2 separate regions of the Homo sapiens genome follow, and region 2 is linked to region 1. Evidence: chromatin loops called from intact Hi-C (ENCODE). Cell type or tissue: mammary epithelial cell. All regions are shown on one strand. Links, peaks and the distances in the headings refer to the core of each region. The heading gives the core; the rest is flanking DNA. Region 1 overlaps LOC101929710 (a long non-coding RNA gene). Region 2 holds the start of MIR583 (microRNA 583).

The links. Hi-C counts contacts between places; a loop is a spot of excess contacts. Peaks named below come from ENCODE experiments on the same cell type or tissue, not always from the same donor. Only the 100,000 strongest peaks of a DNase experiment are listed, where the experiment ranks them.
Region 2: a loop joins it to region 1, with 4 times the contacts of the local background. A loop is called at or near these places in 3 of 110 quality-filtered maps.

Annotation. Positions count from the first base shown.
Region 1 is chr5:96,218,826-96,221,750 of GRCh38, reverse strand. All of the region lies in intron 1 of LOC101929710 (a long non-coding RNA gene), which reads right to left. It also overlaps a transcript of CAST not described here. Among named protein-coding and RNA genes, the nearest start is that of MIR583, 140 kb to the right of the region's middle. In mammary epithelial cell, for the core only: no CTCF peak of the experiment used is centred there; DNase peaks (open chromatin) are centred at 960 and 1,650; H3K27ac peaks cover 2,173 bases.
Region 2 is chr5:96,077,644-96,080,568 of GRCh38, reverse strand. It overlaps MIR583 (microRNA 583), which reads right to left and starts at 1,431; the gene lies at 1,357-1,431. The region is part of intron 1 of LOC101929710 (a long non-coding RNA gene); the gene reads right to left. It also overlaps a transcript of CAST not described here. In mammary epithelial cell, for the core only: no CTCF peak of the experiment used is centred there; a DNase peak (open chromatin) is centred at 1,288; H3K27ac peaks cover 2,500 bases.

The DNA.
Region 1 (2,925 bases), core at 314-2,813:
TTCTATTTCTGTGAAAGATGACATTGGTATTTTGATAGAGATTGCATTGAATATGTATATTGCTTTGAGCAGCACAGTCATTTTAATGATATTGACTCTTCTAGTCCATGAGTGTGGACTGTTTTCCCATTTGTTTGTGTCCTCTTCAACTTCTTTCATCAGTGTTTTGTAGTTTTTCTTATAGCAATCTTTGACTGCCTTGGTTACGTTTATTCCTAGATATTTTATTTTTTGTCAGCTGTTGTAAATGGGGTTGCCTTGTTGATTTCTTTTTCAGCTATTTCATTATTGGTGTATATAAACACTACTGATTTTTGTATATTGATTTTGTATCCTGCAACTTTACTGAATTTGTTTACCAGCTCTAGGAGGGTTATGATGGAGCCTTTAGGTTTTCTTAACATAAGAACCTGCAAAGAGAGACAATTTTACTTCCTCTTTTCCAATTCGAATGCCCTTTATTTTTTTCTCTTGCCTGATTGCTCTGGCTAGGACTTCCAGTATTATGTTGAATAGGAGTGGTAAGAGTGGAGATCCTTGTCTTCAATATGACAAGGATACTTAACTTGACTACATCTGTGAAGACCTTATTTCCAAATAAGGTAACATTTCTAGGTACCAGAGATTAGGACTTCAGAATATGTTCTTAGAGACTACAAATCAATCCACAACAGGCCAAGGGAGGGCAAAGTGACATTCAAGTAATCCATAATGACCTAAACTCTGTTAAATTTAACATTGAAAATATATGTTGTGAATAAAATTAATTGTAATCTCCTTTAGTGAAGCACACAATTACAAATAATGGCACTAGGGAGTGATGCAACTCTTCCTTCTCTGACTAATATCATACCGACAAAGGGCATCACGGAATGTTGGTTTCTCTGCTGCAGAATGACTGAAATCTTGGTACTTTTGTTTCAAACAACTTACTAAACTCAAGAAAGACTCTCAGAAAAAAAGGATGTCAGGTAGTCTCACTAAATAGCCAACTAAGCTTAGAACTATTTAGAAACAAAATGAATCAAACAAGTTGAATCACTTCAGATGGTCACTTACTCGTCACAAATATTTTAAGTAGCACAGCTCCAACTGAGTGATGTCTTATTCATCAAAAAATGTCTTACAGAAATAATGTTTGAAACAGAGTCAGAAGGCCTAGCTTCTATGCCAGACTCTGTCACTAACCAAGTATAATTTTAGGAAAGATGTTTAAATGCTTTGGGTATCAGTTTCTTTTTTCTGTGAAATGAAGAGTTGATAATCTAGATAATTTCAAAGGTTTATTCCTCCTCACAAACATTTCCATTAAAATATTCTATTCTTTACCATGGTCATGTTAACATTTACATAACATGTTCTGAATAGCTCAATTAATTATAGGTAAGTCCTAGTGTACTTGAGGGTGTCTTTTACCATCTGAGATTAAAATGCATGAAGAGGGGGCACAAAACATTATAGACACCAGATGGCTGCCACAGCCCGAAGCATCATGTCTTCACAAAGCAATGTTCAAAACAGGAAGGGTAGGAAGAGAGTAGAGACTCCTCTTATATCTTTGTACTAAGGAGACAAACCCTTTTCAGATGCCTCTGAGCAAACTTCTCCTCACGTCCCATTAGCCAGGACTGAGTCACAGACCCACACCATAGCAACAAAGAGGCAGGGAAAACTAGTATTTAGCATTTTCAGTCTCTGTCGTGGGAGACAGGCTTTAACAACAAGGAAGAAAGGGGAAAGGAATGGCTGTTCATTGGGCAACATACAGCATCAGCTTCAGACATCCTGCTCCAAAAGAAAGTGACCTTAAAACCTTTGTACAGGCTCTGACAGACCTTTAGCAGGAGACAGAGTGGGGTCTTCTGTGGAGACAATGAGAAGGAATTTAAGAGATATTAAACATGCCAACCACCTACCTTTCTCTTTCTTTTCCTTTTCTTTTTTCTTTTCTTTCTCTCCTTCCTTCCTTCCTTTCTTCCTTCCTTCCTTCCTGCCTGCCTGCCTTCCTTCCTTCCCTTTCTTGCTTTCTCCTTCCTCCCTCCCTCCTTTCCTTCCTTCCCTTCCTTCCTTCTTTTTATTTGAGACAAGGCCGCACTTTGTTGCCCAGGCCAGAGTGCAGTGGCACAAACATGGCTCACTGAAGCCTTGACCTCCTAGGCTCAAGCAATCCTTCTGCCTCAACCTCCCGAAGTGCTGGGATTACAGGCATGGGCCACCATGCCTGGCCAGGCTGGCAACTTTGACATGGACTAGGCAATGCCACTTATTAGCTGTATAATCTTGGATCAGTTATTTAGTAGCTCTCTGAGGCTCACTTCCTTTATCTATAAAATGGGTATAATGCCTGTCTCATAGGTTTGTGACAGCCACTTTGGGGCTATGAGACAGGGGCAAAATGGATGAGAACCAAAAAATAGTTTTGAATGAAGCGTCTTAGGAAGGCCAGCTCCTGAATGCATAATAGAAGTAGATGGGGAAGAAAAATAAGAGATGTTCTTGAGGAGTGTGATTATGTGCTAAGCCTGAACCTCTATGAGTTCAAGAAATACAAATGAAAATTTTTGGTTAAATTGACATTATATATCTGTCATGACATAGCTCAAACAATTCACCACATGGGCCATGAAATCATACACATAAAAAATAATAGTGATAATACCTCACATTAACTGAGCACTTATCCTGTGCCAGGCATATACTACGTAGCTGTTCTGCACACAGCTTCATTTATTCCTCACAATGCCCCTAAGATAGGAACACCTAATATCTCCACTTTTCACCTGAAGAAACTGAGATTTAGTGACCTTAAGTAACTTGCCAAACACCCCACACAGTACATAACAAAGCAAAGGCTCAAGTTGAGGGCTGCCTGACTCTAAACTTCCCCTGATGTTGACCCACTTGGTGCCTCCCAGTGTGTTCTCC
Region 2 (2,925 bases), core at 198-2,697, 140 kb after region 1:
AGATAAGGACACTGAGGTCCAAAATGATGAACTTTAATCTAATGTTCAAAAACAAATTAAGACTAAATTCAGACTTTCACTTATACCTATGGTCAGGAACTTTACTCTCAATTTGCCCTGCCAAACTATCTCCTTCAAGCCAAAATGAGCATGAATTATATCAGTATTTGTAATAAGCTTAGTAGTGAGATTTTGTCAAGTTTCAAGAAGAAAAACAGTTATCATCCAATGATAGCATTAATATTTTTAAAAGAGAAAGTCCTGTTTTCCAGGAAAGTATCCTAGTGAGATAATTTATGTAGAATGTATTATATGTGGATATCAGCATGATGTACTTCTGTTAGGTCCTTTAATGCCCATAACACCTCTTCAAGGTATATACTATTATTTATACCCATTTTGCAGATAAGAAAACTGAGGTACAGAAAGTTGAGTAACTTGTCCTAGGTTATATGGCTAATAAGTCGTAGGCCAGTAGCAGGCAGTCAAACCCATAATAATTATGCTTTTAACCACTACAAGATCATATTTCTCTTCATGCTGTTATTCAACCTATAGATATACTACAAATATACTTACAAAACCACACAAATGCACGAATATGTATATATAAGGCTTTTCAGGCAGTGGGGTTTGCTTTTTAAAAGACTAGAAATAACCTAAATACCTATTATTAGAGGACTACTTTAATAAATTAAGGCATATCCTCATCATAGGGCCATTTAAAAGAATAGGATAAAGCTATTTGTGCTGATATAGAAAAATTTCTAAGAAACAAAACATGGTTAAGTTAAAAATAATAATAACCAAGATGTATATAGTATGTTCCTAATTGATTCTTAAAGGTTGCTATATAAACAATATTGAAGTTTGATTACGTAGAGAATGTTTGTGGAAGGGTGCTAGCAAGTAATTAGTAGTGGTTGCCTCTGAAGGGGAGACAGAGAGAACTAGGGATGTGAAATGAGAAGGAAATTCATTTTTCATTGTATATCTTTTTTGTAATTTACACTTTTTACCATATACAAATAAGAGTTATTCAGACTTTACAAACTACATTTTTTAAATTGTCAACTAATGCAATTTTTTATCCCAAGATATCTCTTCAACCTTAAGAATTAGTAAAAAACATACTTAAAAGTGGTTTCAAACACCCAAGTTATCATGTTTGTATTTACCTATAAGAGAGCTCTTTAAAAAGACTAGCCTTCCTAACCCTTGCCAGGATATTGAATCATTCCTGACTCACAAGAGAAAATAGCCAAATGAGTAACAAGCCTGATGCCATTTGGTAAGTGGGAGCTCAGGACAAAGAGTGTGGGTAGGGAGTGAAATGAAGGGGGCCCAGGGGAAAGTACCAAAGAGGTAGGTCCCAGTACTGCTAAGATCCCTGCAGTAATGGGACCTTCCTCTTTGGTTAATGTGTGAGTTGTAAGATGTAAAGAACAGCCTTCCTATCATTTAAATAGGTTTTTTTTTAACTTTAAGTGCATGGGTACATATACAGGTTTGTTACATAGGTAAACTTGTATCATGGGGTTTTGTTGTACAGATTATTTCATCACCCAGGTATTAAGTCTAGAACCCATTAATTATACTTCCTGATCCTCTCCTGCCTCCCACCCAGCACCCTCCAAAAGGCCCCAGTATGTGTTGTTTCCCTCTATGTGTCCCTATGTTCTCATCATTCAGCTCCCACTTATAAGTGAGAACATGCAATACTTGGTTTTCTGTTCCTGTGTTAGTTTGTTAAGGATAATGGTTTCCAGCTCCATCCATGTCACTGTGAAATACATTCTTAAATCTCAACACATACCACATGCCATCATCAATACCCACAAGACAAATTATGCTTAGTGATTGATTTAACTTGACATTAAGTGCTCTAACTACTTTCTTTCCACTTGTTCTTTCTTGGTTTGTTTCATTGTGTTCTATACCTATTAATTCAATTTTTAAAAGCTTGATCAAGATGGTGAAACCCCATCTCTACTAAAATATGAAAAAATTAGCCGGGCGTGGTGGCACATTCCTGTAATCCCAGCTACTTGGGAGGCTGAGTCAGGAGAATTGCTTGAACCTGGGAGGCGGAGGTTGCAGTGAGCTGAGATTGCACCATTGCACTCCAGGCTGGGCAACAAAAGCAAAACTCCGTCTAAAAAAAAAAAAAGCTTGATCAGATGTTCATGAAAATTTACCCCTGTCTTTAAGAATCACCAAGTACCCCTTAATTAGGAGGCTGTGTACTTGGGTAGACTGAAGTGGCCTGAGGGAGAAGGGGAGTGTTAAGAACTAAATGTTTGTGTCTCTCCCAAAATTCATATGTTGAAACCCCAATGTCATGGTGTCTAGAGATGGGGCCTCTGGAAGGTATTTAGGTTTAGATAAGGACATGAGGGTCGGGCTGTCACGATGGAATTAGTACCTTTATCATAAGAGACAAGAGAGCTTGTGCTCTCTCTCCCTCTGCCATGTGAGGGCACAGCAAGAAGCAGGATAATTTCTTTATTATACCAATTTAATAGTTACATCTGCTAAATGTAAAATGTAGTGAGATGGTTTCAGATAAATCTCACCTAAGAAAAAAATGTTCTAATGTTCCTGGTCTGAAGATTACTATAGCATAGGTAATCCAGCTATCCAGTAGTCAAAGTGTACTGTTCCTTACAGAAATAGTAAAACAGATTAAACAAGTTAGTTCATCTTATGTTGAGGCTGGATAATTTATAAAGAAAAGGGGTTTATTTGGCTTATGGTTCTGCAGGCTGTACAGGAAGCATGGCACCAGCATCTGCTTGTGGTGAGGGCATCAAGCTGCTTCCACTCATGGTAGAAGGAGAAGGGGAGCCAGTGTGTGCAGTATCACATGGCAAGAAAGGAAGCAGGAAAGGGAGAAGGAAGGTGTCAGACCCTTTAACAACCAGT